Regions from separate parts of the Mus musculus genome. Here region 1 is linked to region 2. Evidence: chromatin loops called from intact Hi-C (ENCODE). Cell type or tissue: heart. All regions are shown on one strand. Links, peaks and the distances in the headings refer to the core of each region. The heading gives the core; the rest is flanking DNA.

The links. Peaks named below come from ENCODE experiments on the same cell type or tissue, not always from the same donor. Only the 100,000 strongest peaks of a DNase experiment are listed, where the experiment ranks them.
Region 1: a loop joins it to region 2, with 6 times the contacts of the local background. A loop is called at or near these places in 33 of 42 quality-filtered maps.

What each region holds. Positions count from the first base shown.
Region 1 is chr1:135,251,776-135,263,925 of GRCm38, reverse strand. It overlaps Elf3 (E74-like factor 3), which reads left to right and starts at 5,454. Exons shown (of 9, transcript NM_007921.3): 1 at 5,454-5,577; 2 at 6,144-6,311; 3 at 6,700-6,921; 4 at 7,052-7,147; 5 at 7,336-7,455; 6 at 7,603-7,692; 7 at 7,835-7,951; 8 at 8,806-9,001; 9 at 9,546-10,352. The coding sequence starts at 6,152. The coding sequence ends at 9,660. Rnpep (arginyl aminopeptidase (aminopeptidase B)) reads left to right here. Exons shown (of 11, transcript NM_145417.3): 11 at 797-1,227. The coding sequence ends at 955. In heart, for the core only: a CTCF peak has its summit at 4,626 (motif pointing right); DNase peaks (open chromatin) are centred at 4,725 and 5,465; H3K4me3 peaks cover 1,295 bases; H3K27ac peaks cover 1,110 bases.
Region 2 is chr1:135,166,726-135,178,875 of GRCm38, reverse strand. It overlaps Gpr37l1 (G protein-coupled receptor 37-like 1), which reads left to right and starts at 11,195. Exons shown (of 2, transcript NM_134438.3): 1 at 11,195-12,001. The coding sequence starts at 11,372. In heart, for the core only: CTCF peaks have their summits at 6,744 (motif pointing left) and 7,456 (motif pointing right); a DNase peak (open chromatin) is centred at 6,605; H3K27me3 peaks cover 809 bases.

The sequences.
Region 1 (12,150 bases), core at 3,450-5,949, 87 kb before region 2:
CCTAATCAGGCTGGTGCTGGTGTAACTCCCGGGAGCTTCATCCTGCGGGAAGAGAAAGTTGCAGGTTTTTGGACATCGGGTTTTTGGTGAAACCTAAGGGATGAAGCTAGTTAGAGCTAACCAGAAGCAGGAAGAGAGCAATGGGTAATATGAGGACTGGTCATGCCAAAGAACAAAGGCGGGGAGTGAAGGGCAAGGTTCTTGTGCCAGCAGATGCCTGTGAGAGTGAAAGGCTCTCCGATGCACTGGGCATCCTCAAACCCACAGCAAGGAGGAACCAAGTGGATCCAAAGCCACGACAGCTTCTTCTGTCTGTCGTGGAGTCTGTGTGGAGAGGGAAAGGGAGATCTGTGGGAGGGGCCTTTGACCCCTCTGGCCCGTGGCCAAGCCTCTGGAGCTCCCAAGCTTGCCCTGCAGCTGCCTCACAGTGATGTGAATTTTGGCTTAATTGCAGGCGGATGGACCTTACATGGCCCTGGGTTTTGGCTGTCATTGTTTTGGTGACTGACTGCCTCCAACTTTCCAAAAGTTTGTAGTCCCATTCTGTCAACCGCCATTTGTACTCGTAGATGGTCCCTCGCTACCGTGATTGGAGGTTCACACTTAACTTATTCCCCCAGGACCGTCCTCCACACCCTAGAAGATGCCAAAATCAGTCCTTCTCACGGGAAGCACTTCATTCCCTGCTCTGATCCCCACACCCTTCTTGTCCTCAGACCATGGCTGCAGTTGGAGGAGGAGGGGCTGGGTAGACCCACTGAGTAAGCTACTGAGGACGGGTGTCTGTTTCTTACAGGGAAAGCAGAAGTACACTCTGCCTCTGTACCACGCCATGATGGGTGGCAGTGAGATGGCCCGGACCCTGGCCAAGGACACCTTTGCCGCCACTGCTTCCCAGCTCCACAGCAACGTCGTCAACTATGTCCAGCAGATCCTGGCGCCCAAGGACAGTTAGAGGCTTCGCCTGGGTGGTCCCTGCCTCAGAAAGGCTTCACAGGCTTCCTGAAGAACTGCTCCTTCCCAAATTCATGTTCTCACTCCAGTGCCCCGGAGCTTCTGTTCTTTGGGTTTGGGTCTCTGCCCTGGTGGCGGCTTCTGGTCTAGAGAGTCCTGAGAGTCCTAGGAGGCCTCCCATGCTCCCCCTAGCCCAGGCTGCAGAGAGTAAAATGTCATTCTTTTTCACTTTAAATAAATGTTTTTAAGCAAGAAGTAGATAAGTTGGAGTTATAGAATGACTCATTTATTGTTATTTATGTTTAAGAAATGGTGTGTGTGTGTGTGTGTGTGTGTGTGTGTGTGTGTGTGTGTGTGTGTGTTGTGATGCACACGTGGAGGTCAGAAGACAACTTGTGGAAGTTGCTTCTCTTGTACCACTAGGTGGGTTCCAGAGATCAAGCCTGGGTCACCAGCTTAGTGGCAAGTATTCTTACCCGGAGGCCATCTCACCAGCCCTGGGTTTTTGTGGTTTTGTGAAACTCATTATGCAGTCCTTTCTGGCCTGGAATTCACTATGTGAACCAGGCTCAGACCTGTGGTGATCCTTCTGCCTCCTGAGTGCTGGGGTTATATGCAGGAGCCAGTCACCGTTGACTTTATCCTGCTGGCGACCCTCTGTGTCATATGTGCACGGTTGCCTGCCCACACGAGGGTGTTCTCCTCTTCCTCTGTCCCCCCTCAGACCCCTGGGGCTTTGCTAGGCCTCCCCTGCCCCAGATCCTCCCTAACTGTGGTAATGGGTCGGGACTGGCAGAGTCTGCTGAGTGACTATAGCTGAACTCTGATTTCCTGGTTCTACACGGAGGTGGAAGCAGTCATCATCTTGGTTTGAGAATGGGAATGACAAGAGAGCGTGCTAAGATAAGTTTAAGTTGTCTTTCCTAAACACAGGGGACTTTGAGCTGGTCCCCATCTGGCTTCACCTGTCCCTACACAAAGGTGGAGACAAAGCTGAGGTTCCATCTCTGACAGGTGGGAAGCATGACGATGCCTCTGCCTCACCAACAGAGGCAGCTGTGAGCTACAGGCCAAAGAGGGCCCAGAAGTGCAGGGGGGGGGGGGAGAGCTGACATTCATAGCCGACTTCACAGCTGATCTTTCTCAGGACTGTCCCATGGCCCCTTCCTTCCCTTGCCTTCACACTTATCCTGTCAGTCCTGAGACCTGTCAATATTTTGTTTTTTGAGATAGCTTCTCTGTGTATCCCTGGCTGTCTTGGAACTAGCTGTGTAGACCAGTCTAGCCTCGAACTCAAGAGATCTGCCTGCCTCTGCCTACTGAGTGCTGGGACTAAAGGCGTGCGCCACCACTGGTGAACTTCCACTCACGGTTTATAGCATGGGAGTTACGTGTCCTGTTTCACCAGCTGTCTTGGTTCTGCTGGAATCCTATTGGGTCTGCTTGTGCTTTTACAGGACTGGGGTTGAAGCTGTGCTACTGAGGATTAAAGAGGAAAAGCATCAGGCTCCCCCGCCATGCGCCATGCTCAGCACATGCATAGGCAGGCTATCGCTCCGCAGCTGCTCCCATCATAGTCTTGGATCCTTCCAAGGCACTGACCTCACCCAATTCTTTCTCACTTTTCTCCTCCATTTGACTGTGGACGGAATCAATACTCAGGGGGATGCGCTAGCTCTAAGATTTCTGCAGCTTTGCCTCTCCTGAGCGGAAGCCCCGTGAAGGCAAGGGAGCTAGCTGATGGACTCTTTGTGGTCTTCTTCCTCTTTGCTCTGGAGACCCAACCAGGTGTTCTTAGGGGAAGGAGCACGTGAGTAGCCAAGAGGCTAAAAGCTGGTTCTCCCACATTCCAGGGTAAGTGACTGGGTAGAGGGTGTGTCTGCCTCAGGCTGCTTGGAGGAGGTCCCCTGAAGGGCCAGAGAAAATCCTACCCAGAGCCCTTGGTTTTCCAGCAGCCCTGACCTAGAGGAAAGGAGCCTGTCGTTCTGAAGATGAAGAGTGGAGCCTATGGGGGTGGGCAGATTGTGTCCTGGGACAATGGGGTACCTAGAAGAGAAAGGAATCTCCTTTCGTTTGAGGTCTACCTGGGGGTCGTGTGTCTGTAAATGGGGTGGAGAGAGGAGAAGACACAGATCTTATAACGTAGATGCAGGAAATGCTGACAGTTCAGTGTAGAGAACTTACTCAATTCATATAGCCTCCGAAGCTATCTCCTCAGGCAACGCAAAACAAACCAGTTGGAGCCGCAAGACATCTAATGGCTTATCGAGTCCCACACCCTCGATTCTTTGCTAATTTTATGGTTTTGCTTTTGAGACAATCTACTGTAGCCTAAGATAGCCCCAAACTCAAATGTAGCTGAGACTGACTGACCCTGAGCGCTGGAATTCCAGACACATGCATATCTTTTGCTAGGCAATAATCGCTCTACCAGCTGTACTCCCACATTCCAGGGTAAGTGACTGGAATTCTCACTTACTATATCCCTTTAAAAATTCCCTGAGTGGGATGGTTGTAGCCAGAGGGAAAAGGCACCAACAACTGCTTGTCACTTTCCAAATTTGGTAGCCTGAACAAACCACTTATCAAGACAACAACTATATATCATTTCTTTTCTTCTCTCTCTCTCTCTCTCTCTCTCTCTCTCTCACTCTCTCTCTCTCTCTCTCTTTTGAAAGAGTCTCACTACTATGTAGCCCTTGATAACCTAGAACTCACTATGTAGTCCAGGCTTGGCCTTCAGCTCGCAGAGGTCCACTTGCCTTGGGAGTTGAGAGATTAAAGGGATGCATCTCCACATGTGTCCAACAGTGCTTTTTAAAAATATTTTTAAAACCATGCTTACAGCCAGGCATAGTGGGCGTGCCTTTAATCCCAGTACTGGGGAGGCAGAGGTAGGTAGAGTTCTGAGTTGGAGGCTAGCCACATAGTAAGTCCCAGGATAGCTAGAACTATGTAAAGACCATGTCTCAAAAAAGATGCAAACATGTGTGTGTGTATATGTGTGTGTGTGTGTGTATATCTTGTTTGTTTAGTGTGTATGTGTGTGTACACTTGCACATAAAGGTCAGAGTACCACATTACAGGAGTCAGTTTTCTCCTTTTATCATGTATGGATGGAACACGGGTCCATCCATAGCATCCTTAGCAGCAGGTATCCTTATCCACTGAGCTATCTCAGCAGCCCCACATTGCTTATTGGATGTTTTTGGATGAGGATAGTTATATTAAAAAGGTTTCTGGTGTTGGTCTGGGTAGTTACCCTTTAACCCATCTCTAGAGCCTGTCTCTTGAGTTTGAGGCCAGCCTGGTATATGTAGCTAGACAAAGTTTCAAAAATGAACAGAATCCTGGGACTAGAACCCATTTGTAGAATGCTTGCATAAGAAGCTCTGGGTTCAATTTCCTGCATCTCCAGAGGGATTTTGTTCTGTAGTTTTAGTTTTTCAAGACAGAGTTTCTCTGTGTAGCCCTGGCTGTCCTGGAACTCACTCTGTAGACAAGGCTGGCCTCGAACTCAGAAATCCTTCTACCTCTACTTCAGGAGTGCTGGGATTAAAGATGTGCGCTGCCCTCCTCCACCCCAATTTGTTTTTGTTTTTTAAGGGCCCCGGTAAACAGTAAATTAACATGTGCATCCTGTTTGTCTTTGTAATGACTCAAATGTTGGGCTTCTGACCACTAGAGGGCAGCAGGCAGATACTAATGGAGTGGGCGGAGAGAAGGGTAATCAGGAGCAGACCAGACTCGCGGATAAACCAAACAGCACCGCCAGCCGACCCTAGGCGAGGAGAGCGCCACAGGCACCAAGGGAAGACTTGAAGTAGTGTCTGATCTCTACCGCTTCAGCAACCATCGCGTTTGGGTGGGCTCCAGACAGGCAAAGTGCCAGCAAATGGTCTCTGTAGCTGACTAGACAGACTATCAGACCCAAACCACCACTGGACCGTGAATGTTGCCCAGTGTGTTGCCTAGCCGCTTTCAGAATCCCAGCTTCTGGGTGTTGTGGAGGAAACCCCTTAGCCTCGGTAACTTTCACCAGGCCCTTCTTGTCTCTAGACCTCTAGACAGTTGGAAGCATCAGTCTTGACCCAGCCACCGGTTCAGATTCCTTGCCTTGCTTTCTCCTCCCCAGTTCAGCCCTGGCCAGGCCCCCAGGAAGAATTTCCAGGGCCAGAGGGCAGCCTAAGGCACAGATGCCCACCCCTGCAATGTTCCCGCCACCTGCCCAGTTCAGTACCCAGGGCCCAACCCCAGAGGGTGCGGAATGACAGATTCTGACAATCATTAAACCAGCCAGGCCTGATTTCCCAGCACCGCCTGCTAGGATCTGGGCCAAGTGGCACGGAATATGCAAATCACCTGGGACAGGGAGCCCAGTCTGAAGGCCAGGAAATCCCCAGCATCCAATGAGCCACCAGCTCAGGTTACAACCGGGGACGTACGCCGAAGACCTGGAGGGGAGGAGCTCCTGCTTTGCTCTATTTAGAGCGGGTGGGGGCAGCGCCCTGGCCACACTCATCACTGCTACCTGCGGAGCCTTCGACCGCTTAGATTTCTTCCCTTCCTGTGGCCTCAGAAGCCTGCTCACCCGCCTGCCACACCGAACCCTGACACACCTCGGTACGGTCACATTCCCTAACTCTGGCTTCAGGAACCGTCCAGTGGATTTACAGTTCTGAACTTAATCACTCAGGCTTGGAGGTTCCTAGCTGGAGTGTTGGGGCTACTGTGGGTGTATTCTGGGACTGGTCAGAGACCAGATCGGTGTCTTGGAGGGACAGGGTGGCTTCTTTGGTTCAGGAGCCCACGTGATTTGTGGAGAGAGCCCCAGAAGAATTTGTATCATGGTCCCACCCGCTTTGAGATTATTTTTATTTTTCGGAGCCGAATTTCCCAGTTTGGCGCCAGCTGGCCTGACCCTTCTAGGCTCAAGAGAGCATCCAACCTCAGCTTCCCCAAGTAGCTGGCTCTTGGTGGTGATGGTGGTGGTGGTGGTGGTGGTGGTGGTGGTGGTGGTGGTGTGTGTGTGTTTGTGTGTGTGTGGTGGAGGGGGGGGGTGTTGAAGAGAGAATGTCTACAGCAACACTGAACTTCCTGCCTCTCGGCTGTTGCTGCCCAGGCTTTGCCAGACAGAAATGGAAGTGTACCCTGACCTGTACCCTCCCCACCTTGTCTCCTCTTCCCAGGGGCCCTCATGGCTGCCACCTGTGAGATCAGCAACGTTTTTAGTAACTACTTCAACGCCATGTACAGCTCAGAAGACCCCACCCTGGCTCCTGCTCCTCCGACTACCTTTGGCACTGAAGACTTGGTGTTGACCCTGAACAACCAACAGATGACACTGGAAGGTCCAGGTGAGTGCTGTGTAAAATCTTTACAGACAGGACACCAATGATCTGAGAGGCTCTTAGATGATAAATGGACAGGGAGGAAGGGTATCCTGGAGTTAGTGGCTGGGGAGGATTTATTCATTCATATGTTTGTGTAGTACTGGGGAAAGAACCCAAACAAGACCTTATTTATGCTAGACTGTGTTCCTAGTCCCGAGAAGACTGTAGTGGCTGAGGTGGTGGGAATATAAGAACTGTGGTGACAGATTAAGGGAGGATGAACTTGAGAACTAGCCATGTTGTGATTGTGGATATGTATCTGTCCCTCTCCGCCCCTCCTCGGGTTGTGTAGGACCTCAGACAAGATCCCAAAGGGACAGGACTGATCCTCTGGCTGTACTCCACCTTGCAGAGAAGGCAAGCTGGACTAGCGAGCGGCCCCAGTTCTGGTCGAAGACCCAGGTTCTGGAGTGGATCAGCTACCAAGTGGAGAAGAACAAGTATGACGCCAGCTCCATCGACTTCTCCCGCTGCGACATGGACGGAGCCACCCTCTGCAGCTGTGCGCTGGAGGAGCTGCGGCTAGTCTTTGGACCTCTGGGAGACCAGCTCCATGCCCAGCTTCGGGACCTCAGTAAGTCTAGGCTGGGAGCCACAGGGCCTAGAGAGTGAGCGAGGTGGCTGGGACTTGGGCAGGAGGGTGCAGCCATCGAGCCCCTGCCGGAACCATGGTCAGTGACGCTCTCCCTCCCTGCCTCCGCCAGCCTCCAACTCTTCTGATGAACTCAGCTGGATCATCGAGCTGCTGGAGAAGGATGGCATGTCCTTCCAAGAGAGCCTAGGCGACTCGGGCCCCTTTGGTGAGAACCCATTTTCTCCCTTTTTCCTCCCTAGCTTGTCTTGTCCCATCTGTAACTCCTCCAGAGTGCTAGAGATATTCTCTCCCAACTTGAAAATAAGTCCATAGTCATTTCTGTGGTCCCTGGAGGGTCGTGCCTGTCCTTGCTGGTATCCTGGGCCTCTCTAAGCTCTTAACTTCTTTTCTCAGATCAGGGAAGTCCTTTTGCCCAGGAACTCCTGGATGATGGCCGCCAGGCCAGTCCCTACTACTGCAGTACCTATGGCCCTGGAGCGCCCTCCCCCGGCAGCTCTGATGTCTCCACTGCAAGTAAGTCCTGCCCTTGCCACAGCCTGCCTTCTCCAAGTGCCCTAGAGTGCATCGAGTTCTTAGAATACTCATTCAGTATCTGAAGTCTGGGTAGGCAGTGACTGGGTAGGCTGGCCCTGGCATTGAAGTGGTATTTTTCACCCCTAGGGACCGCTACTCCCCAGAGTTCCCATGCTTCTGACTCCGGTGGAAGTGATGTGGACCTGGACCTCACCGAGAGCAAGGTCTTCCCTAGAGGTGAGTTGAGGGCTGTTCTTGGGGGTCCTGTCCATGGGGTCTAGCCACTCCCCTCTGCCCTATGGCTGCAGTTTCTGTAGCAAGGCTCCCTGTTGACACCCTGCCCTTACCTTCTCTTGACCTTCCAACCCCCTTCCCATAGATGGCTTTCCTGACTATAAGAAGGGGGAACCCAAGCACGGGAAGAGGAAACGGGGGCGTCCCAGAAAGCTGAGCAAGGAATACTGGGACTGTCTGGAGGGCAAGAAGAGCAAGCACGGTAAGCTCTAAGGGCTGCCAGGCCTGTGGGCGGAGGGATACTATTCCTTCAGCTTCCACTGGCCTCTCACAGCCGCTGGAACTCATTGCATTGACGGGGCTCCATGGCATTTGTTACTGCCTCTTTACAGAGGCCTGCTTGGACTTAGAGAAGAAGGGAACTGAGGGTCCTAGGAGAGGCCATGGAGAGAGTCCAGCCTTCCCACACTCTTCCTCTTTAACTATCCCTGTACTTGGCCCCTGTCTTGCCTGATGGAACTTTCCGATGGGGAGGAGGCAGCTGGTGGGTGCTCAGAGCCAGGCAGGCTGGGGTGGCTGCGACTCCAGGCACAGCCTGCTGAAAGAGCCTCGGGCCTTGTGTGCTCCAGCTGCTCTGAACCACCTGGAGGTCACCCCAAAGGTCTTGCCTGCCGCCTCTTCCATACACACAGACCTGCACGTATGCACTCCTGGCCTGCTTTCCTTCTTGTCCCGAGGGGACTGTTAATTCCGGGAAGCTGTTTCTTGGTCCCTCAGGCTATAGGCAGCTCTCTGACCCCATGTGTGCCAAGTTCTCACCACCATTGGTCCCCACTGAACCATGAGCCCCCTCACAAAGAAGCGTGTCTCTGTCGCTGTCCATCTTAACCAGTTGTTTGATCCTTAACTGGTGAGAGAATCGAGCGCTCTGTGCAGTCGGCCTAGCGCATTGCATTTTGGGGCAGGAAAGGAAGCAGCCACTATAGCAATCACTAAGAGGACATTTCATATACTCCCATATGCCTTGGCTCTTAGCCTCGTTGGGATAGGAGAGGCCAGGTCGCCTAGAGGAGAGGGGCACCCCAGACTGATAACTGAGGAAATCTTCCCTTGTAGCCCCCAGAGGTACTCACCTGTGGGAGTTTATCCGAGACATCCTAATCCACCCCGAGCTCAACGAAGGCCTCATGAAGTGGGAGAACCGGCACGAGGGTGTGTTCAAGTTTCTTCGCTCAGAGGCCGTGGCCCAACTCTGGGGCCAGAAGAAGAAGAACAGCAACATGACCTATGAGAAGCTGAGCCGAGCCATGAGGTGAGTGTGAGCGTCAGGGACCTCTGCTTGGGCTCTACTGGCTTCCGCTAGGTTTCACAAGACAGGCCTGAGGCCCGTATGGAGAGGACAAGGACAGTGTTGTGGCCCTGTGTAGTTGGTTACGTGCAGCATGAAGAAAGCGCTGGGCAGAGATCGTGAGCACACTTAGCTTTAGCTAACATTTCTGTGTTTCCTGCAGACTTGTTCTAAGAAAGACACTTGAGAGAAAGAATAGAAATTGACAGCTCAGCTCCCTTGTCTCTGGGCCACAAAGGTGAACTAGCTCAGCGTTGCTAAAGTCCCCTCTCCCTCAGTTCACGGGCCTTTATGAAAAGCCCCAGGACATAGCCAGAAGGCACAGAGAAGTAAATGTAGAAGCAGGTGCTCTGGCCATAATTACAGATCACCGCGGCCACAACAGGTGAGGAGAGGGAACACTCAGGCAGAGAGGGCCAGCTCAGCACACTGGGGCTGGGAACCAATGCGAACCTCAGACCATAGCATGCCTCTTGCCTACACCTCTGACCACCTCCTTCCCACGCAGGTATTACTACAAACGGGAGATCCTGGAACGGGTGGATGGCCGACGGCTCGTCTACAAGTTTGGCAAGAACTCTAGTGGCTGGAAGGAAGAAGAGGTTGGAGAGAGTCGGAATTAAGGATCGGGGCTGGACCCAGGACCTGACTCAGGCATGAACTCCAGAACTGAAGCCTTCCTGGAAGGACAGGCAGGCCTGATGGCCCCCTTAACATGGATGTGTTCCCTGTGTTGCTGTAGAGAGGAAGAACCTGTTGGGCGTGCCCTCTGCAGTCTCCTCAAGTGCAGCCTTTGGCCTCTCTCCTCGCCCTCTTGGAATTACAAGCCCCAGGGTTTGAACCAACTTGTTCGATAACTCTCCAGCTGTGACTCCAGTTCCCTCCCGTCCCAACATGGACTGCAAATGAGACCCACCTGCAGATGCCTGGCCTCAGCCAAGGAGGCTGGGGAGACTGTGGCAGGAGACTGCAGGGACGGAGGGGACAGGGTTGTGTCCTCGGTACTTCCTGGACTGCCTTCCACCTCTCTGCTCAGTACTCAGGCTCCACAGACGGGGGTCGGATCATCCCTAATTTATGTGCTATAAATATTCCAGGTGTATATAGAGAGCTATTTTTTCTAAAGCATTTCCCCTCCCTGCTCTTCTCCACTGAGTGCTGGTGGCCAGACTGATTTTTTTTTAGGCCCCCTAACTGGACCAGCGAGAAGTAGGGTGATTCCAGGACCCCCTCTTCCCCCAGAGGGGTCTCCTGGATCCCCTTTCCTGTGAATGGAGGCTCCAATAAAGTGCCTTCTGGGCTTTTTCTAACCTTGGCCTGAGCTCTCTGTGTACTGAAATTTGGGACTCTGCATTGGATAAGGCATGGAGACAGGTGGAAGAAGATGTTAAGCATGAAGAAAGATGGGGTGGGGGGGGGGCTGGGTGTTGATGTATGCAGCTGGAGGGTCGGCAGGAGGTCGAGAAAAGAGAAAAAAATAGGTGTAGGCAGCTGACAACTGAAGAAGGACCCATGACTTCATCCTAGTGAGGATGTGGGCTTAGGAACAGGACCAGGGCTATCCTGTTGCCACTAACCATGTGCTTAGTGAGTGACCTTGGCCAAATCCATCTTCAGGGCTGCTTCTTCCTCTTGTACAACAAAAGTTTGGGTCTGATGTCCTCCAAGAAGTCTAGAGTTGCAAGTCCCGCCTTGCCAATAGATGCTTTTGCACTCTGGCCAATTTGGCTGCACGCTAAAGATCTGTAACCTGAATCCTAGCATCGTGACTGACATGAAAGCACAGATAGGATCTTGTAACTGGGAGTGGGGGTAGGGAGGAAGCAAAACAAAAATGGAAGTGAGTGCTTGAAGAGTGCTTGAAGAGTGGGAGCTGCCAATGTTTGACAGCCAAGTCCTCAGCCAGGCTCAGCTCCACTCTGCCTCATGCTATCCCCTCCCAAGAAGGGAGATTATCCCAGCATAGACGCAGAGAGCCCATTGGTGTTCCACAGAGCTGAAGGGCCCTGCCCCTTACCCTGTGCTTGGGAATTTCTAAGCAGGTTTTTGGTTGTTCTTACTTGGAAACAGGGAGACAGGATTTCACAGTATACACTAGACTGGCCTCGAGTTTAGAGACCCCATGACCTGTCTGCAACCCCCCTCCCCAGTACTGGGATAAAAGGCACAACACCACCTGGATCCCTCTGTCTTTGTCTCTCCCTCTCCTATATATAATTTTCTTCTTTAACATTTCAAGAAAGAAAATGTTTTATTGGGTCTTTTCAAAAAAGAAAATATTTGATTGAAATGTTAAAGGAGAAAATTATACGTTCAGACGTTGAGGTCCTAAGCCACACAGCCGCCGAGGTGACACACCCATTAATTCCAGAACTCAGAAGGTGGGTCTCTGAGTTCTAGGCTAGCCTGGTCTACAGAGTAAGTTCCAGGAAAGTCCTAATTTCTTCAGAGTTTCTGCCGTGCTGCTTGTCTCTGGGGCTGGATCTGAACTGTCCTCGGCCTGAGCCGTGCCGCTGCCAGTCTGCCCATGAGAAGTGCTGTGGGGCAGGCACGGCAGTTCACTTGCCTATGACTCTAGCACTTGGGAAGGAGAAGCAGTGTTGCTATGAGTTTAGTTTAGTTTAGTTTAGTTTATGGTTGGTTTGTTTGGTTCGGTGTAGTTTTTCCAGACAGGGTTTCTCTGTGTAGCTTTGGCTGTCCTGGAACTCCCTCTGTAGACCAGGCTGGCCTTGAACTCACAGAGATCCACCTGCCTCTGCCTCCCGAGTGCTGGGATTAAAGGGGTGCGCCGCCACCATCCTACCCACTGTGCATGTGTCCACTTAGCCCTAGAAGCTCCGGTTGGCCAAACAGTGACCTCATTTGTATGTGTCGTACACTGGTCGTTTCTCTACAGAACCGTCTCTGCAGTCTGTCCTTCCTTAAAAGGGAAAACCTCCTCAGGTGGATATCCCTGAGTTTGGGGCCAGCCTGGTCTACAAAGTAAGTTCCTGGACAGCCATACAGTCAGAGCTGTTAAAATAGAGAAAGGAGAGCGACAGAGACAGAGACAGGAAGAGAGGGAGACAGAGACAGGAAGAGAGGGAGACAGAGACAGGAAGAGAGGGAGACAG
Region 2 (12,150 bases), core at 5,197-7,696:
GAGAGAAGAGGAGGGAGGGAAGGAGGGAGGGGAGGAGAGCTGGAGAGGGAGGGGGAGAGGGGGAGAGGGGGAGGGGGAGAGGGAGATGAGAGAGAGATTATGGCATTGACTGGGTATAAAGCCATTGACTTGTAATCCCAGCACAAAGGAGGCTTAGGCAGGAAGACCTGGAGTTTAGGGCCAGCCTGGGCTACTAATAGAACACCACTTTGTGAACTTTATGTCAAGAACGTTCCATGGTACTTAAGTTATATAACTTAGCTGACCAGGGCAATGTGATGAAGCTACACACTGCTGTCCACATCTCCAGGATAAAAGCATGAGATTCTGGCTGTGCATGGTGTCCTGTGTTCTTAATTCTAGCACTCAGGAGGCAGAAATGAGGCAGATCTCTGGGTTTGAGGATACCTTGCCTACACTGCAGATTCTAGGCCAGCCAGGGCTACAGAGTGAGACTGTCTCAAAACAAAACAAACTGGGAGTGGTGGCTCACACCTTTAATCACCAGCACTTGGGAAGCAGAGGCGGGCAGATTTCTGAGTTTGAGACCAGCCCAGTCTACAAAGAGAGTTCCAGGGCAGTTAGGGCTAAACAGAGAAGCCCTCTCTTGAAATTAAAAAACAAACAAACAAACAAACACAACAACAACAACAACAAATCCTCAGGGGTAAGCTTTGACTTACTGAGGCTACACAACTAGAAGTCAGGGAATTTGTATTTTCATAGGTCTGATTTCATGCTGTGTTAAGAATCACCCATCAGTGCAGAGTGGAGGAGGGAGCTCAGGAGGACCTGGGAGTGGAAGTCCATCCTTTGCATCAGCTCTCACCTTACCTGGCCTGATGCAGCCAGTGAAGGGCTAGCCCCTCCTCTTTGGCTCTGAGCTGCATTCTTTTGTGCTGAGCCCTGGGGTTGGCAACTCAAATCAAGAAAGCAGAAAGGACACAGCCAGGGCACCTGGCAATGGATAATCTGCTTATCCCAGCCCTGCTGCCCTGTGGCTGTGTGGTGCTGGTTGAAAGGGGACAGCACCGCAGGGCCTGGGAGCAAAGGGCTCAGGGCCTGGAGCTTACTCCTTCATCTCAGTTATGATTTAACACAGAAACTGTGGCAGCTTTCCATGCCTCTTAGCTGCTGCCACAGTCGGGGACGTGACTCTCCTCTGACATGCTTTTGTTTTGTTGTGTATGTGGGTACACTGTTTTGTGTCGTTGAGACAAGGTCTGTAGTCTGGCTAACCTGAGACTCACAATGTATCCAGAACTTGGAGACTCCTGTCTCAGGCTCCCAGGGGCCAGGATTATCATCTGTGGCACTATTTGAAAGGATTAAAAGGATTAGGAGGTGTGGCCTTGTTGCAGTGGGTGGGACCTTGATACAGTGGGTGTAGCCTTGTTGGAGGAAGTGTGTCACTGGGGGGGGGGGGCTTTGAGATTTCATAAAGCTCAAGCCAGGCCTAGTGTATCACCTTTACTTCTGCCTGTGGATCTGGATGTAGAATTCTCATCTATTTCTCCAGCACTATGTCTGCCTGCATGGTGACATGCTTCCTGCCATGATGAAAATGGACTAAACCTCTGAAACTGTGTGCAAGCCTCAAATAAATGTTTTTGTTTTATGGGTTGCCTTGGTCAGGGTGTCTTTCACAGCAATAGAACACTGACTTAGGATGCAGGAATATGCCACGACACTGGGTTTTTCATATATATATATATATATGATGTAGAAAGATTATTTTCCCCCAGCACCGAGTAGTGAATGTCGTAAACCCTTACAGATGCTGGACAGATGCTTATTACTGAGCTCTGTCTGCTGTTGGCTCAGCTGAGACTTTTTTTTTTTTTTTTTTTTTTTTTTTTTCTGAGACAAGGTTTCTCTGTGTAGCCCTGACTGTCCTGGAACTCACTTTGTAGACCAGGCTGGCCTCGAACTCAGAAATCTGCCTGCTTCTGCCTCCCAAGTGCTGGGATTAAAGGCGTGAGCCACCACCGCCCGGCTTAGCTGAGACTTTTATTTCACTGTCTCCACCCACTCCACGGCTGCAGAATCAGGATTTAGCTTCCACAGGACCTGTGGAGGGGTCTGAGTTCAAGAATCCCACACAAGCCTTTGCAGATATACAGAGACATGGCCTTTGGCCACTCTAGCCCTGACCAGGCTGAGCTACATCCCCACGTCAGGATCAAATACTTCTGAGTAGTGCTGTATTTTGGTTTCTGTTGCTGTGATAAAAGATTTCGACCAAAAGCAATGTGGGGAGGAAAGGTTTGGTTTAACTTACAGTTCCACATCACAGTCCGTCGCTGAGGGGACTCAGGGCTGGAACTCAAGCAGGGACCTAGAGGTGGGAACTGAAACAGAACTGACCAGCTTGCTCCCATGGCCTGCTCAGCTTGTCTTTTTATAACATCTGGGGCTACCTGCTCAGAGGTGGCATTGCCCACAGGGCTGGGTCCTCCCACATCAACCACCCATCAAAAGAAACCAAAAAACCCAAAACACCATCACCAACAACAACAACAAAAAACAAACCCAAAAACAACAACAACAACAACAATCCGCAGTCTTGCCTACAAGTCAATGAGATGGAAGCATTTTCTCAGTTGAGGTTCCTTCTTCCCTGATGATCATGGCTTGTGTCAAAGTAATTAAAAAAAAAAAAAAACAATAAAAAACCCTAGCCAGCAAAAGTAGCCATGTGTCTGGTACATGATGCACATTCAATAAACTTTTGTTTTATATTTTTAGTTTTACTTTTAAAATGTTTTTAACCTTTTTTTTTAAAGATTTATTTATTATTATATCTAAGTACACTGTAGCTGTCTTCAGACACACCAGAAGAGGGCATCAGATCTCATTACCAGTGGTTGTGAGCCAGCATGTGGTTGCTGGGATTTGAACTCAAGACCTCTGGAAGAACAGTCAGTGCTCTTACCCGCTGAGCCATCTCTCCAGCCCCCTAACCTTTCCACCATCACATGTGTCTATATGACACATGTGGGTTGCATCCCCTTGAACTGGAGTTACAGATAATTGTGAGCAGCCATGTGGGTACCACCTCTCCAGCTCCTTTAGAGATTTTTAAAGACAGTTTCAGGGCTGGAGAGATGGCCCAGCCTTTAAAAGCATTTGCTGGCTGGGTGTAATAGCACATGCCTTTAGCTGCAGCACTTGGGAGGCAGAGGCAGGTGAATCTTTGTGAGTTGCAGGTCAACTTGCTCTCCAAAATTAGACCCTGTTTTGTTTCTCTTGCAAAGAACCCAGGTCTGGTTTCTAGCACGCAGGTCAAGTGGCTACAATGGCTTAAACTCCAGCTCCCAGGGAGCTAATGCTGACTTCTAGCCTATTTGAGCAGACATGTGCTGTACATACAGATAAGCAGGCACACACACACATAAATAAAGTAAAACACCAAGGAAACCCAGTTTCATGTCTTTAAGGCTGGTCTCTAACATGCTCTGAGGCTGAGAGCGACCTTTGACCTTCGACTCTGTCTCCCAGCTGCTGGGATTACCACACCTGGTTACAGTTTTTTTTTTTTTTTTTTAACAAAGTTGAGGCTAGAAGGCAACAAGCATCCTAGGCAAACACTATGGTTTGAGCAACATCCCAGTCCCCCAATACATACTTGCTTTGAGAAATACTTCTAGTTGCATTTTATTAATCTGTGTACATGTTTTGCATATATAGGCACGTGTGTGTACATAGGCACATGTGCATCGGTGAGTGTGTCGATCAGCCGACAATGGGTAAGAATTGATTTTCTCCTTCTACCAAGTAGGTCCCAGGAATGAAACTCAGGTTGTTGGGCTTAGAGGCAAGCACCTTTATCTGATACGCTGCCTTATGTGTCCTCTTAAACATTTTAAGTATCTACCTGAATGCCAGGCACTGAGGACCCAGATAGGAAGACATGGATCACGTTCACCAGATGTTTGGTAACTCCATTGTCTGGGTTCTTCTAGGACCAGTGTACCTCCCTTCGTGCCCTACTTAGGGCTGTGCACAGGAGACCTTCTGTTTGAATATAAAAAGAAAATTTAACGAGTGTATTTTGAACCCCAGTTTAAATCAGAACATCAGAGTCCCCTGGTTCCCTCTCTGGTCCCACCCTTGGGGCAGTCTGAGGCGTGGAAATGTATATTGCATGCAAATGGCCAGGTGTTTCTGTCCCTCCCTTGTACGTTGATAAGTACCAGCTGTTATCATCACAGAAGGCTTACCATTTAAAGTGTTATTTAATTCTGCCAGGAATGGTGGTGCACACCTTTGATCCCAGTGCACGGGACGCTGAGGTAGTAGATGTCTAAGTTTAAGGTCAGCCTGGTCTACGTAGCGAGTTCCAGGTCAGCCAAGGCTACATAGTGAAAATCTACATCAAAAAACAAAAACAAACTCCACCCCAAAATAGAAACAACCATCCCAAATTTACCCTATTTTGAATTTATTTATTTAGTTATTTAGTTATTTAGTTATTTAGTTATTTAGTTAGTTAGTTAGTTAGTTAGTTAGTTAGTTAGTTAGTTAGTTTTTTGAGACAGGGTTTCTCTGTATAGCCCTGGCTGTCCTGGAACTCACTCTGTAGACCAGGCCAGCCTCGAACTCAGAAATCCACTTGCCTCTGCCTCCCGAGTGCTGGGATTAAAGGCGTGCGCCACCATGCCCGGCTTGATTTTGTTTTTTAATTAATTAATTTATTTATTTTTGGCAAGCTAGGGATGGAAGCCAGGACATTGTTCATTCCAGGCTAATTACTTTCCCTCTAAGCCATAACCCAGCGCCGAACCTTTTCATTTATATATAAAAGGCCACACAGTGACCACATCTTACTGTCACAGCATCTTGTGAGACTTCAGAGCCAGGCACCTCTACTTCTCGCCAACGATTAAGTGAAGGGTGAGGCGGTCCCATGGGCTTTCGGGTCCCTGTCCTTTCCCTCCATGCCTTTCACCACCCTTTAGGCTGTTTTGCAGATTCAGCTTTTTAGTGGCCGTATCCTTCACAATAAGGTGAACCCCAATTCTCATGTTCCCTCTTTTTATTTTGAAAACTTATTTATTATTTTTTTAATTATTTGTGTGTCTATATGTGAATTTGTGCTTGTGCATCTGGGTGCAGAGCCCTTAAAGGCCAGAAAAGGGTGCTAGAGCCCCTGGAGCTGGAGTTACAGATTGTCATTAGTCACCGGAAGTAGGTACAGGGAACTAAACATTGATCTGTTCAGGTCCTCTGAACAGAAAACAAGCATCCTTAACCACTGAGCCATCTCTCCAACCTCCCTCTTTATGTTAGTCCCTAGATGTACTTTGGCTGCCTGGAAATTTGCTACACAGTCCAGGCTGCTTCAGACTTGCGCTGATCCTCCTGGTTCTGGCGCGCACTCTCACACACAGCTCAAAGGTGAATTTCACCAGGGCTTCCTCTGCGCCTCACCCTGGCTCTGATCAGCCAGGGCAAAGCCCAACACACAGTAGGTGCTCAACAAATGTTTGTAAAATGAACTACATATGCAACTTTTAGCTCTTTATTTTTTAGTTTATTTGGCTTCTCGAAACAGGATGTCCCTGTTAGAATCTGTCATACTCGATTTTAGCTGTCTCCCGCCTTTCTGCTTTGATTTCTGGCCCTGTTAAAGAAAAATCATAGCTAGCACTCTCTCTCACAAGGGAAGATGTGAATTTTCTCTTGCTAGTGGCTAGTGAGTCATATGGGCTGGAGAGATGGCTCAGAGGTTAAGAGCACTGGCTGCTCCTCTAGAGGACCTGGGTTCAATTCCCAGTACCCACATGGCAGCTCATTCTATAACTTCAGTTCCAAGGGATCTGTGGCACATGGTGCACATGCACACACACATACACACACACACACACACATACATTATGTATGTAGGTGTATATGCACACATATATGCATGCAGGTGAAAACTCATACACATAAAATAAATAAATCTTTTTTTTTTAAGTGAGTCCACATTACCCCCAGTATTCACACCGATTTGATCTTCCCACTTCTCAGGAGCCTGTTGCTGCCCCATGCTATGGGTGAGGAGCCGAAGCAGGGTTAAGCACTTGAGCTACTGAGCAGCTGCGAGTCGTGTACAAGGTGGCATTTGCTCAGTGAAATATGGGCTTGTATTATTTTCTTTGGTGAGGAGTCCTCACCTACTTCATTGCCAGGGAGAGCCCCGGTCTCTGTTTCCCTCTCTCCCTCCCACCTACATAGCATGTTGCATGTAGTCTCTCCCTCCCACCTACATAGCATGTTGCATGTAGTCTCTCCCTCCCACCTACATAGCATGTTGCATGTAGTCTTTAGCTACCAGTGGGGGAAACTCCCAGGTGGAAGCTCGGGGAATTCCTGGGATCATGGAGAGTCAAGGGGAGATTACGCAGGAGCTAAGGTAAGCCAAGTAAGAGGGCTGGCGTAGATCATCTCTGAGCTCTTTGCTGTTACAGCTCTGCACCTTCAGTGCCTTTCTGGGGTTCTCCAAGCAAGTGCTCCTCCGGCCTGGTCCGGAAGCTTCCAGAAGCAGCCGAGGGTGGAGAGCACTTTGCAGGTAGGTGGCCCCTCTGGAGGTGTTGGGTAGCCGTGAGCACACAGTACCACCACCATCTGTGTTTGGATCAGATCTGCAGGCAGCTCACAAGAACTGTGGGCTGGACTTGGGTACTGTGGGCTAGCTAAGGCCGGGGACAGGAGAGGACCAAGGCTTGAGAGCTGTCTTAGTCTCCAACTCTGATTATTTGGTTCCACCTAGTGGCCTCTGGCATTTCAGCTGTCTTACTGGAAATCAGCAAGGAGATTGCATGTCCTTTTAGGCATTTGAAGAAGTGTGTGTGTGTGTGTGTGTGTGTGTGTGTGTGTGTGCATTCATGAATGTGTGCGCCTGTGTACACAAACTCAGAGGGAGACATGGGGTGTCATGCTCCATCACTCTGCCTTATTCCTTTGAGATAAGGACTGTCAGTAAACCAGAGGCTAGCCTGGCTCCAGAGAGCTACAGACATCTTTCTATCTCTGCCCCGTGGCACTGGAGTTATGGGTATATGGAGCCACATTTTTAAAAAAAAGATTTATTTATTATTTTTATGTAAGTCACTGTATCTGTCTTCAGACACACCAGGAAGGGGGGGGGTGTCAGATGTCATTACAGATGGTTGTGAACCACCATGTGGTTGCTGGGATTTGAACTCAGGAACTTCGAAAGAGCAGTCAGTGCTCTTAACCAGAGCCATTTCTCCAGCCCCCAATTAAAAAAAAATATTTCTTTACTTTGTGTGTGTGAATACTTGCACGCATGTATGTCATTCCTCAGCCATTATGTGGGTTCTGGGAATTGAACCCAAGTCCTTTGCAAGACAAGTGCCATCGATTGGAACTCATTTTTTAAAAAAAATGTATTTATTTATTATGTATACAGCGTCCTGTCTGCATGTACACCTACAGGCCAGAAGAGGGCATCAGATCCCATCACAGATGGTTGTGAGCCACCATGTGGTTGCTGGGACTTGAACTCATGACCTCCGGAAAAGCAGTCAGAGCAGTCAGTGCTCTTAACCACTGCGGCATCTCACCAGCCCCTGGAACTCACATTCTTAGCTCTCTTACCCACTGAGTCGTCTTCCAGCTCAAACTACACGGAGTGTCTAGCATATGCAAGCACAATGTGAAGCAGGATGGGCTAGAATATAGAATGAATGAAAAATATGTGTGAATATGAAAGAAAAGCAGAGGCCTAACTCTGGCTTCCATCAGCCCTGTGCTAAGATCTAGCCCAGCGGTTCTCAACTTCCTAGTGCCAAGACCCTTTAATATAGTTCCTCACTGTGGTGGCCCCCCCTCCCCCAGCCATAAAATTATCCCATCGCTACTTTTTTTTTTTTTTTTTTGGTTTCTCGAGACAGGGTTTCTCTGTATAGCCCTGGCTGTCCTGGACCTCACTTTGTAGACCAGGCTGGCCTCGAACTCAGAAATCCACCTGCCTCTGCCTCCGGAGTGCCGGGATTAAAGGCATGCGCCACCATGCCCGGCCCATCGCTACTTTGTAACAAATTTTGCTGCGGTTATGAATCATGGTGTGATCACCTGTGTTTGCCAATGGTCATAGGTAACCTCTGTGAAACGATCGTTCAACCCCAAAGGGGCCGTGACCCACAGGTTGAGAACCACCGATCTGGGTTCCAGCACCTGCCTGTGAAGCAAGCTAGGATCGCACAGTATAGATGTGGCTGCCCGAGTCTGTTGCCGTGGGACTTGGCCTCGCAGGTCTTCCGTTTCCACGTCTGAGAAGTAAAAGGGCTGGCGTAGATCATCTCTGAGCTCTTTGCTGTTACAGCCCTGCAAGCTACAAAGGAGCAGGGGAGGGGTTTAGGGTTGTGAGTCAAACCTTTCTTTCGGATGTCTGGGTCATTTCCTAGCTGAGTGTCCTTGAGCTGGTTTCTTTATCTCTCTGAGCCCGTGTAATGAAGTAAAGGCTACCTGGTAATCATGAGTGTTTAGGACAGAGCCTGGTACTTGGGGAATGCTTAGTACAAATAACGATGACTCCCCTTCACCCAACTAGCTACAGCATAAGGCAGCATAAGGCAGAAAGAAGGTGGAGGATTTTAGTCGCAGCGCAGCCGTTTAAGGTCATGGGAAAGACAAAAAGACCAGAGTGGTTCTGGGGCAGGTTCCTGGAGCAGTTCTCCGGGAGGATTAGAAGAGCCTGGCTGGTTCTGAGCACGGAAGAGCATGTGGTGCTCGGGGCGGGGCCTTAGCGCTTCTCTTAAGTTTCCCGAAGACACAGGATTCCTGTGGGGTCCAAGTGTCCTTTTCCTGATGACATAATCTGGGTCGTGGTGGTGATGAAGCTGGGCTGCTGGCTGGCATGCCAGACTTCAGACAGAGCTCTGGCAGCTCCCCAAGACTCCTCAGCAGAGGACAGACTCTCCTATCTTTCTCTTTGTCTCCTCCTCCTCCTACTCTTTTTCTCCTGGAACCCCTAGTTTTACACAGCATGTCGGGACCTACTGGGTAGGGTGGCAAGTTTCCTGGTCAGGAAGTCTTCTGGGAAAGCTGCTTTCAGATTGAAAGTCTTGGTAGCAGTGGTCAGTTAATGCTTGCCAGTGGACTGTGTAAATAGCTCCCAGTCAGCCCTGTGTCCTGTTTGCTTTGGCCGTTCTCCTTAGCTGCAGAAATCAACATCCCAGTGCTCCGGCATAGATTTCCACTGGTATCCAGAAGGTCTGTCCTGCAGAAATGGACGGGCAGAGTCCGTTCCCTCAGCCTTGATACCTCCCACACTCCCTGCAGTGAACCCCTCAGTGTTGCAGGCTCTCCTGGAAACAATACCTGCTTGTGCTGTTGGGAATCTGCTGCCCATCCTGGCCCCCTTGAAAGTTACCTGGTCAAGTCAATGCTCTTCTTTGTGACAGTGTGTAATATTCTCCCTTGCCTCTGGGATAACATCTTTTTGTTTTGTTTTAGAGTCAGGGTTTCTCTGTGTGGCAGTGGCTATCCTGGAATTCTCTCTGTAGACCAGAGTTGAACTCAGAGATCTGCCTGCCTCTGCTTCCTAAGTGCTGGGATTAAAGGTGCGCACCACAGTGTCTGAACTCCTTGGTCTAGCATACAAAAGCCTTCTTGCTCCTTTATCTGGTGATTCTTGCCCCAACCCCATTGCCCTGCTCTCCATTTCCCTAGCATCCCATCCTCCTGTGAATTATTGCTGTCTGGCAGGAACACCACCCACTTTCAGGACCCTGCCATTTGTGTGCTGTATCTTCTGCCTGGAGCATCTTTCTGTCCATCTCTTAGGAGCCTTTAAGGCTTCACTCCAAAGTCGTTTTGCTTCAGAGAACTTCCAGCCTTCCAGACAGCCCCAGGATCCTCGGACTCTGCCCTGTACCTTGACCCCGCCTTTCACTGCATCTGCCAGGCCAAGGTGTAATCATTGATTTACATCTCTATTTCCTTTCTCTTGACCACACTTTCATAATTTTAATTTCATATTATTATTATTATTATTATTATTGGTTTTGTTTTCATGTAGTTCCAGTGCTGGAGACAAAACCCAGGGCCTCAAACATGCTAGGCGAGGACTCCCACTAAGATATGCCGCCATCCTAGAGTGTCGTGTTTGGAATTTTTCCTTGTAGCTGCTTTCCTTTGGGAGTCTGTGTGGCTAGAAGGCAAGGAATGGGCTCTTGCCTGCTGAGACCAGCATTGAGTTCAAAGGCTATGGAGTCAACTCCATGTTTGAACTTGTGTCAACTACATAGTTATTAAGACTACCACAAATCTTAAAATTTGAACTTGAGATCACAACAGCACTGCCCCACGAAACATATTAAGAACCGTCAAGAGGGCTGGTGAGATGGCTCAGTGGGTAAGAGCACCCGACTGCTCTTCCGAAGGTCCAGAGTTCAAATCCCAGCAACCACATGGTGGCTCACAACCATCCGTAACGAGATCTGACTCCCTCTTCTGGAGTGTCTGAAGACAGCTACAATGTACTTTCATTTCATATAATAAATAAATAAATAAATAAATAAATAAATAAATAAATAAATAAAAATAAATCTTAAAAAAAAAAAAAAAGAACCGTCAAGAACCCAGCTGATAGATGTTGGTGGCTTGCATCTTTAATCCTAGTGGTCAGGAGGCAGAGGCAGATGGATCTCTGAGTTCGAGGACAGCCTGGTTTATAGAGTGAGTTTCAGGACAGCCAGGGCTACATAGAGACCCTGACTTTAAAACAGACAAACAAACAAATAAACAAACAAACTCCAGAAGAATGGTACACCTACCCATGAATCCAATAGTTTTGGCAATTATTATAATTCAAGTTTTGACCTTGGCAAATTAAAAAAAAAAAAAAGGCGCAAAACCAGGATCTTGCTATGTAGCCCAAGCTGGCCTTGAACTCTGTCCCCCGTCTCAACTTCCCAAGGGCTGGGATTACAGGCCATAGTCACCATACCGAGCCTATCTTTCTGTTTTGAATGTAGGATCTGCCTTAGAACTGGGTAGAACTGGGAGATCTATGCTCCAATTATAGTCTGCCTCTCCATCACCTGAAAACCTCATTTCCCCGGTTGCAGTGATTGGAGCAGGTCCCTCGAGGGATCCTCAATCTGCCCCGCTGTGGTCTCAGAGCCTGAAAACGGATGTGGTCGGGAATGCAATGTGTGCGGCCAGGACAGACAGCTCAGTGTCCAGCAGAGGGCCCTGGCTAGACCATGGCCAACAGGATGGGAGGAAGGGCCATCCATGCCAGACGCCTGACTGGAGGCGGACCCAGCTGCCAGCTGCCTCTCTTAATTCCACGCAGCCCTTAGGTCCCCTCACCCTCACCTCTCCGAGGCAGCTGTGCCCTGCTTTCCTGGCCATGCGGTGGCTGTGGCCCCTGGCTGTGTCTCTTGTTGTAGTGTTGACTGTGGGGCTGAGTGGGGTCTCTGGGGCTGCCACCTCATCTTTAGGTGGGCATAGAGCCAAGGTCCAGGAGCAGCAGAGTCGACCCCGAAGAGGCACCAAGGACGAGGGGCCCAAGGAGGTACAGCACTATGTACCCGAGGAGTGGGCTGAATATCCCAAGCCCATCCATCCTGCTGGCCTGCAGCCCACCAAGACTTTGGAGGCCACTAGCCCCAACCCAGACAAGGATGGGGCCACCCCAGGTAATGGACAAGAGCTGAGGGTCAACCTGACCGGGACGCCAAGTCAGAGGCTGCAGATTCAGAACCCCCTGTATCCGGTGACCGAGAGCTCCTACAGCGCCTACGCCATCATGCTCCTGGCTCTGGTGGTGTTTGCTGTGGGTATCGTTGGCAATCTGTCTGTCATGTGCATTGTGTGGCACAGCTACTACTTGAAGAGTGCCTGGAACTCTATCCTTGCCAGCCTGGCTCTCTGGGATTTCCTGGTCCTCTTCTTCTGCCTCCCAATTGTCATCTTCAATGAGATTACCAAGCAAAGGCTACTCGGGGATGTTTCTTGCCGGGCAGTGCCCTTCATGGAGGTGAGTATGTCTTTCTATAGCCTAATTATAGGCTAAAACCAGGGAAGGGGCTCCAGTGTCTGCAAAGATCTGTAGGTGTGTATAATCCCAGCACGCTGGCATTTCCAGTTTTCTCTGTGTCATTGGGGAAGGAGACAAACCCTATCAGG